2 separate regions of the Homo sapiens genome follow, and region 1 is linked to region 2. A link is a contact called in ENCODE Hi-C data. All regions are on one chromosome and are shown on one strand. Each heading gives the region's core, a stretch centred on a gene start or an enhancer-like site at or near the end of the contact. The rest is flanking DNA. Distances are from core to core; before and after follow the strand shown.

Evidence for each region. Hi-C counts contacts between places; a loop is a spot of excess contacts on that map. Pooled maps may share reads with other maps.
Region 1: a pooled map shows a loop between it and region 2 (9-fold over the local background). The contact joins the promoter of THOC7-AS1 here to the promoter of KBTBD8 in region 2. A Hi-C loop is called at or near these places in 8 of 50 pooled maps.

The regions. Positions count from the first base shown.
Region 1 is chr3:63,856,720-63,862,673 of GRCh38, reverse strand. It overlaps THOC7-AS1 (THOC7 antisense RNA 1), which reads right to left and starts at 2,029. Exons shown (of 2, transcript NR_104326.1): 1 at 1,678-2,029; 2 at 855-1,175. The region is part of intron 1 of THOC7 (THO complex subunit 7); the gene reads left to right.
Region 2 is chr3:66,993,702-66,999,651 of GRCh38, reverse strand. It overlaps KBTBD8 (kelch repeat and BTB domain containing 8), which reads right to left and starts at 1,345. Exons shown (of 4, transcript NM_032505.3): 1 at 1,281-1,345; 2 at 461-671. The coding sequence starts at 1,296. RefSeq lists a silencer at 928-1,247 and an enhancer at 1,588-1,687.

The sequences.
Region 1 (5,954 bases), core at 780-3,279, 3.1 Mb after region 2:
TTAAAGGGCCTGGCCATGGGAAGAACAGTGATAGGCCCAAATTTCCAGACTGATAAAGAGTAGTGGAGGTGGGAGGCTACTAAAGACCCAGGAACTTCATGTGGAATTTCAGCTTTGCTTCATTCCAGTTTCATTTATTTAGTGGATATTTATCCTTCCTGGACTAGGCTTTGGGATTACAACCCAGAACTAACAAGCAAGAACTTTTCCCTCTCCAAAATTTTGGTCTGAAGGGAAAGAAACATTGACTAATGAGTTTTAAGAGTGACAAATATTACCACAAGGAAGTACAAGGTTGGGAACTGTAGGAACATGTAACAAAGATTATTTATCCAATCAATGGAAATGAGAAAGCCTCCTCGAAGTTAATCCCATTTTTGAAGAATAAATAGATATTGGACTGGTGTTCTGGGTTGGTAGCCACTTGTATAAAGACCCCAAGATGTTGGAAGAACTCAAAGCTGACAAGTATTGCTAGAATTTAGAAAGTTATGAGCCAGAGATCTCTAAGGGCAATAGGAATCCATTAAAAGTTTTAACACTGGTGTGGTGTTAATCAGATTGGCATTAAAACACACACACATGCCGGGCACAGTGGCTCACGCCTGTAATCCCAACACTTTGGGAGGCCAAGGCAGGCGGACCTCTTGAGCTCAGAAGTTCAAGACCAGCCTGGAAAACATAGTGAGACCCCATGTCTACAAATACAAAAAAATTGGTCTGGCACAGTGGCACACACCTGTAGTCCCAGGACTTGGGAGTCTGAGGAGAAAGGATCACTTGAGCCTGGGAGGTTGAGGCTGCAGTGAGCCAAGATCGCGCCAGTGCACTCCAGTCTGGGTGACAGAGTGAGACCGTGTCTCATTAAAAAAAAAAAAAACACACACACACATACACACTGTCTCTGTTATGTGCAGAATGATTAGAGGAAGAGAAAATGAGGAGCTAAGTTTCCTCGCCACTTACTAACGTTTACGTAGTGCTGTTAGGTATTATTCTAATTGTTATCCCCATTTTACAGATGAAACAGACACAGGTTAGCTTGCCTAAGGTCGCACAGATAGTAGTTATAGAGGGTCAAAGGCAGGGAGACCACCTGCCGAGTTCCTGCTCTTCACTATTATGCGTCCTGTGTCTGCTACTTCTGCAGTGGCCCTGGTGAGAGACAATGAGGACTGTGACCAAGAGGGAATGCAAAGAGGACAGGTGGGAGGGAAATAGGGAAATTTGTGAGGTAGAATGTCAGGACTTCAGGTATTGAATGGATGGTGGGAGAAGGGATTTAGGATGATCCCAGGTTTTTGACTTCACTGTGTGCCTGTTAGTGCTACTTTTCTATTTATTGAGATTGAGATGTCCAAAGGAGCAACAGGCTTTGTCAGATGGGAGATAGGGACAGAAGATGAGTTCTAAAGTAATGACTGCAGTCAAGTGCCCCCCCACATCCTTAAAAGCCACAGGAATCTCTACCCTGCCACTTACAGACTGTCTCAGCTTCAGTCTCTGAACGGAGATAATAATAAAATCCACATCAGCGGATTGTTTTGAGGATTAAACACAAAAAGTTGTAAAGGGCTTTGCATTGAGTCCAACACATAATAATTAATATTCAGTAAATATTAATGTCAGAGTTGTTTTACTAATCTGTCTTCCACTTTCCTTTGATGTGGACTTTGCCTTCTCTCTTAATCTGCACAGGTTGCCTTTTCCTGCCTTTTCTATCAGGTGACACTCCACTTATTCCTCAAGACCCACCTCAAAAATCCCCTCTTTTCTTTCCTAGAAGTAGTTGACCTTCTGCCTACTAGCCATATTATTTTATGCATATTGCTGCTGTCACCCTTAATACGTTATTTATATGCCTTATGCTAGAAAACATTTAAGGCAGTTCACTGTAATGAGAAAATATAAAAATTAAACGGATTAGAAAACAAGACAAAAAGAACATTGAGATTAGGAAAAATAAAGGGAAGTCAGAAGTGGGGTGATCCTCAAAATGCAGGAGGATAAAGTCTAGTACATTAATTAACCAAGCTGTAAGTGACCTGTTTCTCCAGTAGGCCATTCTGAGAGGCAGGACCTCGTCTGCTCTGTGATCTAGTGTTCATGAGAGAAGGCAATCTTAGATGCCCAGGAAAAGCACTTTTTTTTTCTGATTTGAACTAGAGGAAAAGTTTATCATTGAGGTCTTTATAAATGAAAGCCAGTGTCATATCCTTAACCTCTTTTCAGCACTGAAGATCATAGAGCTGTTTTGTAGCACATCCCTTGCTAGGTAAAAGAAGGCTAAATCACAATTTAGAAAGACATTCTAAAGCCAGTAGAGGCTGGGTGTGGTAGCTCACACCTGTAATCAATCTTAGCACTTTGGGATGCTAAGGCAGGAGGATCACGTGAGCCCAGGAGTTTGCGACCATCCTAAGCAACACAGCAAGACATGATCTATACTACAGAATTTTTCAAATTAGCCAGGCGTGTGTGGTGGTGTGCACCTGTAGTCTCAGCTACTCATCTCTACTAAAAATTTTCTTAAATTAGCCAGGTGGAGTGGAACACACCTGTAGGTAGTCCCAGCTACTCAGGAGGCTGAGGCAGGAGGATCACTTGAGCCCAGGAGTTTGAGGTTGCAACGAGCCATGATTGCACCACTGCACTCCAGCCTGTCAACAGTGCTAGACCCTGTCTAAAAATAAATAAATAAAATCAATGGACAATGTGGTTTAGGTGGGTAGTGGGTAGCTCTGCTGATCTGGCTTGATTCAAATCAGGGTTTTTTGATTGAATATCTAGACCATAGAGGAAAGACAAACTACAACTTCTTCAGACAATCCTCTATAAACATGGTTTTTGTCAGCTGAGCTTTTGAAAAAATCAAGCTGAAATGAGTGGTATGTGTGATCCGTCAACAAGTATTTATTGCATACCTTCTAGGCACAATGCGAGGTCCTGGCTACTTTGCAGTGAACTAGACAGAGGAGGGCCCTGGCCCCTGCTTTGGGGAAAGAAGCCATAGTGTGCAATCAAATAAGTAAATAAGATAATTTCTGAAAAGGAATGTAATTAAGTTCTGAGAATGAACTTGATGGAATGAGGACAGAGAGTAATGGGGGAGGGCAGTGATACCTGACAGGTTCAACCACATGAAGAGCCCAGGAAAGTATTCCAGATAGAGACAACAACTAGTGCAAAGGCCCGAGGTGAAAACAAGCTCTGCACCCTTTAGAGGAAATAAGGAAAGCCACTGGGCTGGATCTAGGGACAGGACTGCATCCAGGTGGGCCAAGAGGAGTACGATGCAAAAGGAGGTAAAAGGGAGCTCAGGAGGAGCCTTGCAGGCTTTGGAAAGGAGACTGAATTGTCCTTTGTGGGCATTTAGAAATGATAGGAGGATTGTAAGCAGGAGAGTTAGTGATCCAATTCATCTTTTAGATCATTCTGAGTTGCATAAAAAATGGATTCTAGGAAGGCAAGAATGGAAACAGGGAGTCCAATGCAAAATATTCCAGATGAGAGAAATGTGGGCTTGGATTAGAGCGATGTTAGTGTGGAAGATAGAAGTGGATGCTCTTGATATCTCATTCATCCTCCTGGAAAGCTCTTGGAGGAGTACCAGTACCTGTCCATGGAGCTTACATAAGAGCCAATGTCTTTTACAAATTTGATGTGCCTGTATCACTGTCCCTTCATGTAATCCATTCCTCTGGGTCTGCGTATCCAGTTGGACTGGGAGCTCTTGAAGAAGCAGCCCTTTATTTCCTGCACTCAGTTTGAGGAACTGCCCTGCTTTAGAGTAGCTATAGCTACTAGACTGGATATTTTCACCACTACTGTCATGTTATAAGTGAAAAAGTAGAGGTCTTTGGAAGTTAGTGACTTGCAGTCACACAGGTAGTTTGTGACAAAGCCATTTTCTCTCCTTCCCTTGTTGCCAACTCTAGCAGTCTGGCTAGCTGAAAAACAGTGTGGATGTTGTCACTGTTAATTTAAACTATGTTAACTGTATTTTGTATGTGTTAATTTAAAGGATGCTAAATATTGTTAGTACCCTGATAGAAATCATTTCAGAAGCACTTTTTGCACTACAGAGAACATTAGGTGATATATTGATATGCCAGAGCAACAGATGAGAGATGGAGAAAGGGGTTGGGGTGGAATGTGGCTCTACATTCTATTTAATAAAGCTTGCTGGTTTTGACGGTAGCTTTTTTTTTTAACTTAGAAAAATGTAATGCATGAATATGTACTTGTTGCAATGTGAAATAATGGTTTTTAATATGCCTACGAATAATATGACAGAATAATGGAGCTGCATTATGACTTTCTAATAATGTAATTGTATATATTTTTCTGTGAATGCAGAGGTGAGTAGTAACTCATCTGTGAAAGGAAGATAATAGTACACACTTTGTAGAGTTGTTTCAAGGATGAAACATGATAATATATGTAAAGCACTTTGAAGTTGAGTGACCATTTAATTTATTGTGTAAACCAGGACACTTTTCAGAGTGAAAAGAAACAAATGGGTTGTGTGGTCACCAACTAGGGTGGTATAAATGCTGTGCAAGTGTTTGCTGCTGCTGTTATTCCTATTTCAATTGCTGATCCAATGTTAATTAGACATTTGTGGGCACAGGGTTCTTTTGTTTTTGGGTTTTTTTTTCATTAGTGCCATTGCATTTGCCCACTTTCTTCCATCTTCTGTGGCCCCAACACAGGGATAACTGCTGCAGTTCAACTATGAAATGATGTTTCTTTAGCCAAGATAATTGGTTTTTCAAAGCAAGATGGACATTTCACCTTGACTTTATTAGCACTATACTACTCTAAACATTTAAATAGAGAGAAAAGACAAAGGACCTCAACATGATGTTTTGCATTTATTTTCCTTTTAAAATTTTAAATTTAATTTTGGTGCACGTAATTTACCTTGGCATCAGCAATTTATGTAGACCAGTCAGAAGTATCTTAGGAGAGGTTAATATCTACATGGAGGAATCAAACCATCTTATTGTTCCTTCCACCCACCTTTTATGTGTCTCCTTAATATTGTTGACCTTAAAAATTGTTTTAATGGCTTTGAGCTTTTTGAAAGGAGGGACCAGGTGTTATTTTACCATAAGGAATGTAACACAATGGGCTAATATGTGTGATTCATCTTAATAACATGAGCTGTGGTGGTCTAACGATAAATCTTACAGGAATCTGCATGAACATTTTTTTTACATGGCCTTAGTCTCTCTTCTTGTTCATTTAAAGTAGGTCAAATCAAGCCAGTTTTCTTTGTTGTTGTTAACATATCATAGCTTTATTCAGTAACGGAGTAGAATTTTTAATACAGAGAAAATGAAGTACCTGAGAATGATAAATAAGTTTACCACCCAGTTAACCACTGTTACTACTTCATAAAAAAAGTACTACATGTCAGTAAATTCAAGAAGAAATGCACAATATGAAAAATGAAAACCTTCCCCTCTTTACCTTCCGTAATAATTCCTCTCCCAGAATGATTTTTAATGCCTCTAAAAGGTAAAAGTATCTTCTCTGGAGCCTGACTCCTGAGTTTGAGTTCCATTTCTATTCCTTACTTCCTGTGACATTTAATTTTTGGCAAGATGCTTTTTCATTGGTAAAATAGGGATAAGAATATCTATAATGAGGCCGGGCAAGGTGGCTCACGCCTGTAATCCCAGCACTTGGGGAGGCCGAGGCGGGTAGGTCACGAGGTCAGGCGTTCAAGACCATCCTGGCTAACACGGTGAAACCCCGTCTCTACTAAAAATACAAAAGAATTAGCTGGGCGTGGTAGCGGGCGCCTGTAGTCCCAGCTACTTGGGAGGCTGAGGCAGTAGAGTGGCATGAACCTGGGAGGCGGAGCTTGCAGTGAGCCGAGATAGCGCCACGCACTCCAGCCTGGGCAACAGTGCAAGACTCTGTCTAAAAAAAAAAAAAATCTA
Region 2 (5,950 bases), core at 96-2,595:
AGCACTGTCCAATAAAATTGTCAATGATGAAAATGCTGTATTTCTGTGCTGCCCAATATGGCAGCCACTAGCTGCAGGTGACCAGCAAGCACTCAAAAAGTATTTAGTGTACCTGGGGAACTAAATGTTTTATTTTATTTAACTTATAATTTAAGTTTAAACAGCCACACATGGCTACTGGCTTCCATACTGACCAGCACAAGTCTAGATTTTCTGGTCATTTACCTCAAACACACACACACAGGCCCACTAACTTAAAAAGCAATCACCCGAAATCTAGAAGAATCCCTCAAGTCAAAAGAAGGTCTTAGTTAAGAGAGGACTTGTTTTCTAGTCTCAAGAAACAAAGTCATTGGTTTCATTTCATTATCGCATCTCAATATAAACATCAAGTGGACAATACTGAGGGGGAAAGGGAGCTTGGTGCAGATACCAACAGAAGTTCCTACCATCATCATACCTGAAGTAAGGGCTGATTGCAGCAAGAACGTTTCTATGACAGGAAAATGTTTTCCCGTGATCCACTTCCACTACAATGTCTGTCAACTGTCCTTCATCGTACATTGTTTTGAGTTGCTTAAGAATACTGCAAGCATGGAAGGGGTCCATGGCATCGCTGGCTGGGTCTGAAGATGGAATCCCATTCGGTGTTGGGGAAGACTTACTTAAATCTAGGAGGAGAAAAATCGTACAACTACAAGAAGTGCCGAGCCAGTTACGGCATCGCGGGATTTTTCTGTTTGTGTGTCTGCTTGCTAGGCTTTTTCCCCCTACAAGATATATACAAATGTCTGTGGATATACGCACGACCTCGTGGGACCGCGAGTTAAGGATCTGGGAGACAGAGGGCGGAGCGCGATCGGCGGAACAAGTTCAAAGGCCAGCCTGCTCCTGCGGAGCCCGGCGAGCCCGGCACCCGTGCTCGCGGAGGAAACGCGCTCGCAGCCCAGGAGAGGCGTCTGCGCGGACTCCGCCGAGAGCCGAGGGCAGAGCCTCACGAGGGAAGCTCGAACAACGGCGGCCGCCGGTGCCCCCTCAAGCCGCCTCCCGCTGCCTCCTGGGGCGCAGCGCCGGCGGGTACCCAGCCTCCCCATCCCGGTCCCGCCGGACCGCCCACCGCCCTCCGCACCATTCATCCTCCCTCTTCTCATTCCCCTCCACCGCTTCATCCTTCCCTCTAGCTCCGCACCGCTACGTCCTCATCCCACTGCCTGTGGCCGGCCCCGGCCCACCTTCCCCCTCACCTCCCTCCACGCCGCCCTGGCCACCACACGACCCACCTGCCGACGCGGCCATTTCTCGATGGGGCCCCGACTCCAGCTATTTAAAAAGGAAATGTCATTTCGCTTCTCTAGCTCCCGGGTTCCGGCTCTTCTAAGCTTCCCCTGGCCAATGGGGTGTCCTGTGCATCTGGCTCCACCCCTAGCCTCCGAATTCCTGGCGCTGATTGGCCACGACGCGAGCACATGCGTGTCGGGAAATGTAGTTTGATTGCCCCGGCTCCCGCGTGGTCCGGGTCGGGCGGAGGCCCAAGCCGGGAATTCCTATTGGCTGATTCGGATGGAGGTGGAGAGCAGGGAGCTGGCCAGCCTGTGGCCGTCGAGCGCGCAGTGCCTGCCGGGAGAGGTAGTCTTCTGGCGGAGGAGAACTGTCATTCTGAGGGGCTGGGGTAGGGAAAGCTCTTCAAGTGCGAATTTCCCCATTTTAGGCCTCTCTCCTGGCCCCCGGCACATTTTTTTACCTTTTTCTTCTTCCGTAAACTTCCTGCCAGTGACTAGCTTCCGGTATGAAATCAAGCTCTGCGTGAGAGCTGTAAAACCAGAAAAATGTGGAAATGGACAGGAGGGCTGTTGTCCAAAAATGCAAAGGAAATCTGACGTCCCACCCTGAAGAAAAATATCACAAGGCCCAAAAGCAAGGCGTCTCTGATGAGTCACCTATGACACCCAATTGAAATAGCATCGCCTTGGCCGGGTGCTCTGGTTTCCACAGATTAACTTGGTCTGGTTACAGCGGCTGCTTAGGATCTTCAACTCCCACTGGTGCCTTGCTTTTCTAGCACACCCAGAGAACACCTGTTCCTCACGTGAACATTACAAGGGGATCCAAGATGCTTTACTTTTTGCTCTTGGGAAATGGAGGGGATACAATACTAAGTATTCCGGAATTTCCTTTGAAAAAATACCGGAATGCCCTGAGCCCGGAGCCAGGGATGATTACTGAAGCCCTGGCTCTTTAGTCACTATATGTGAGAACTGACATAAGACCTTTCAACCCCTGAGCGCTTAGATCCTTCATCTGTAACGTGAAGTAATAGTAATCCGTACTCCATGGATTTCATAGGCTGCAACCTTTTGGAAAGAAAATCAAAATTTTACTGTTGACGAATTTTTATTTACTCATCTTGTGTTTCTAACATCTAACGGGGTGCCTGGCACATTATAGATGTTTCATATTTTAAAAATAAATGTAAGGTGCAAATGAGCTAACATTGGGAATGCTATTTCTAGATGTTAAAATGTAAGGAAGTATCAGCGAATGGGAAGAATTTCTAGTAGACATATAGTTAGCCCGTGTGCATAACTTTTCTAGCACTGAAAAGATCAAACCGTTGAACTTCTTGATAAAGAAAGGATCTTGGAATTTAAATTGTGATTGAGAAAGAGAAATAATTATGAAAAACAATTCAGTTCTGTCTTCTAGGTCTGCTGAGAAATTTAGAACTTAAAATACTATAATCCCATGCAAGTTAACAGGAAGTGGTGTTTCCTCATGACTGGGGTTTCTGCATATACATATGCACTTATAATTTCTTCTTTGTGAATGTCCTGTATGCACGTTTCTGGATAGATGAAATTGACTTAATTTTGGTTACTCATAACTTTATTTTTTCGTTTTTATGATGTTGCTTTCTAATTTATTAAAATGGTAGCACTTTATGACAATATGGTTAGTATTGAGGAAAAAAATGGCGTTAATCCTTAGGGTTTGACAACATCTGACGATATTGCAAATAAAAATACAGGGCATGCATTATTTGAGAAATATTTAAACTGAAATATCATTTGTTGTTTATCTGAAATTTAAATTTAATTGGGTGTTCTGTATTTTATCTGGCAACCTTTTCAAATCTGTTAAAATAGAGGAGTTTTGTTTGTGCTTTGTTGTTGTTTTGTAGCCATCTATCTATTTAAGCCTTAAGAAACTTGGCCAATTTTTTAAAAATTCAATTCTCAACTTAGTAACAAACAGACTTGACAATATTGTTTGATTAGTGAGAAGACAGTGTTCTGATTCTTTGACCCACAAAGATTTATAAATTGGAGATGCAGCAGAATACAAAGAACAAAAGCCAATCTAAAAATAAATAGAAAAAAAATTATAGGTAAAAAGTTGCCATTTATATGACACTGTAAATGGACTCCATTCTACTGGGCAGATGGCATTACATAGTAAAGATTTAATCATCACTAAAATGCATTTTTAAAAAACACAGAATATGTAGGAGGATCTCGAAATTCAGTCAGTTGTACCACAACAATTCTTTCTCAATGATCTGTAAGAATACTGGGGAGATTCCTTTTCAGGATTGATACTAAATAGCCAAAGGTTACAGCTTTGTTTTCAAACACCTCTAATTTGAATTTTAGTAAAAACCTCCTGAATCTACTGCACATCTGGAAAGAGCAGCAAAAGTAAACCAGTTTTCATCTTAAGGTATTAAGTACTATATTGCAATTTACTCCTATATTTAAAGTTTAAAGTAAAATCAATTAAGGATGGAAACTGAAAAACTGAACCAGAATATTTGAAGGTCCTATATTTAGTTCAAATTAGACACTTAGAGCTTTATTATTTTAATATTTTTTTTTACCTAGGAATCACAAGCAAAGAGAATTGCTATAATCATGGTTGCTTGAGAGAAGAAAAGTTTTTACGTTTAAATTCTAGCAAAAATGAAGGATTATGAAAGCATCAAATTTGGAAAATGAGAAATTGAAGGCTCCTTGTTTTTTTCTGCTTTCATTTCAAGAGAATGACTTTTAGCAATTATCAGCTATACCCAGGCTACTCTCAATAATACCACACAACACAAGAATGATAGCAACTCTGATGAAGAAGGTGTAAAAGAAAATAGAACTTCACTTCTGCAAATCAATTCTGCAGTTTTCCAATTTCCCTGTTCAGTACTGGTTGGGGCTGTGAAATTGACCAGAGCTATATAAAATGAAAGTAAAGACAGAATACTTGAAACTCATACCTTTTAGCAACTGACATCCTTATATATTTATACTTCTCAGCCTACAGCTACAACCTTCTTGATATTTTCAATGTGACTTTTTTTTCTTGCTTAAAACTTCTGCATTGGCTAGATAAATGAAACAACAAAAGTGATTATTCAATATAAATTTAATATGACATCAGATACACAAAGTTTTTTAAAATTTCTAAAACTTTATATATTGCCCATGATTTAGTTTCTTTAAATACAAAACTCTAAATAGATACTAACATTAGGTTTACTGATTGGGCACCACTGGGCTTTGTTGTATTTTTAGTTTTTTATTCCCTTTGAGGTTATATGAGGATTCAACATGGTAATAACTAGAAGATTGCATTTCATGAATCACTGAATTTGATCATACTGGAGGATATTAATGTGCATTAATTTTTAAGTATTTGGAATTTAGCATATACATGAAAAAAAGACTTTGAAGCTAGTGGCAGTAATATTCAGTTCCTCAGAAATATTGATTGCCTCCTCCCACAACCTGCATTCTAAGAAGGCACTGTCTGAATCAATGTTTCCTATACAAAACTAGATAGATAGATAGATAGATAGATAGATAGATAGATAGATAGATAAAGATTAGATGGATGTAGAGATATGAGATTCCTAATCTCAAGGATCTTATGGTTTATCTGTGAAAATAAAACTTATTCCCATGAAAATCAACTAGAAAATGAGAACTAAGGGCAACCCCTAGTTAGCATAAAATAAGTATTTCCAACAATTAATATTAAGGATTTCGAAAGAGATAAGAAATTCTGTTCAGCTGGTGTGGGATTTAAGCTGAGCATCCAAAGAGGATACACCATAGAACTATTTGCAAAAGTGATGTGGAGTACTTTCTTGCCTAATTGCTTTATCTTGGCTTGACCCAGAAGGTAAAGCATTCACTTTAATATTGATAGGGCTTAATTTAGGAATAGAACAAGGAAAAGGAATTAATGGTTGTGTTACCTACTTTATTGCACTTAATTTCACCTTTTAATTAAATTTTCTAAGAACAAAGTTACAATGAAGTGACCAAAGCCTTGAGAATTTCAATAACCTGCCCGTAGTCTTTTAGGGGTCTTTGGCTCCAAAGCCAACTGTCTTTTGATAACAGCATGTAAAGGTCTGGGAATAAATGGAGTATTGAAATTGAAGTGTAGGATTTTCTCCCTATTGAACATGTCTGGTTCTTTGTCTAACACAAGGTCAATCAATATCTGTCATGAATGGACAGAATTATTGGTATAGGTTTGAGATGGTTTCACGCCCCAAGAAATTGAAAAAAAAAAAAAAGGAAAGACTAGAGGGATATATGTCATACCATTAAACTAATTTGACTTTGTCAAACCAAATTTATAATTTTAGAGGTATAGTGATTTAGCATGTTTTGTCTGTTCACTAAATAATGAAAAGAAGTGGCTAAAATATATATGTGTGTGATTAGCCATCCATATTTATTAAGTAGACACTGCTTCACTGTTCTACTGAAAGATTGAATTATTGTACCAGATTGGAGATCCTGAATAGAATTACTCTACTTTACCCTTAATTTATTCAGTAATATTCAAACTTAGAATGATTGCATGAGCCAAAGCCACTGTCAAAATGTGAGACATCAGCACTCTTCTCTGTTTGAAGATTGGCTTATAACCCAAATAGAACTAATGGAAT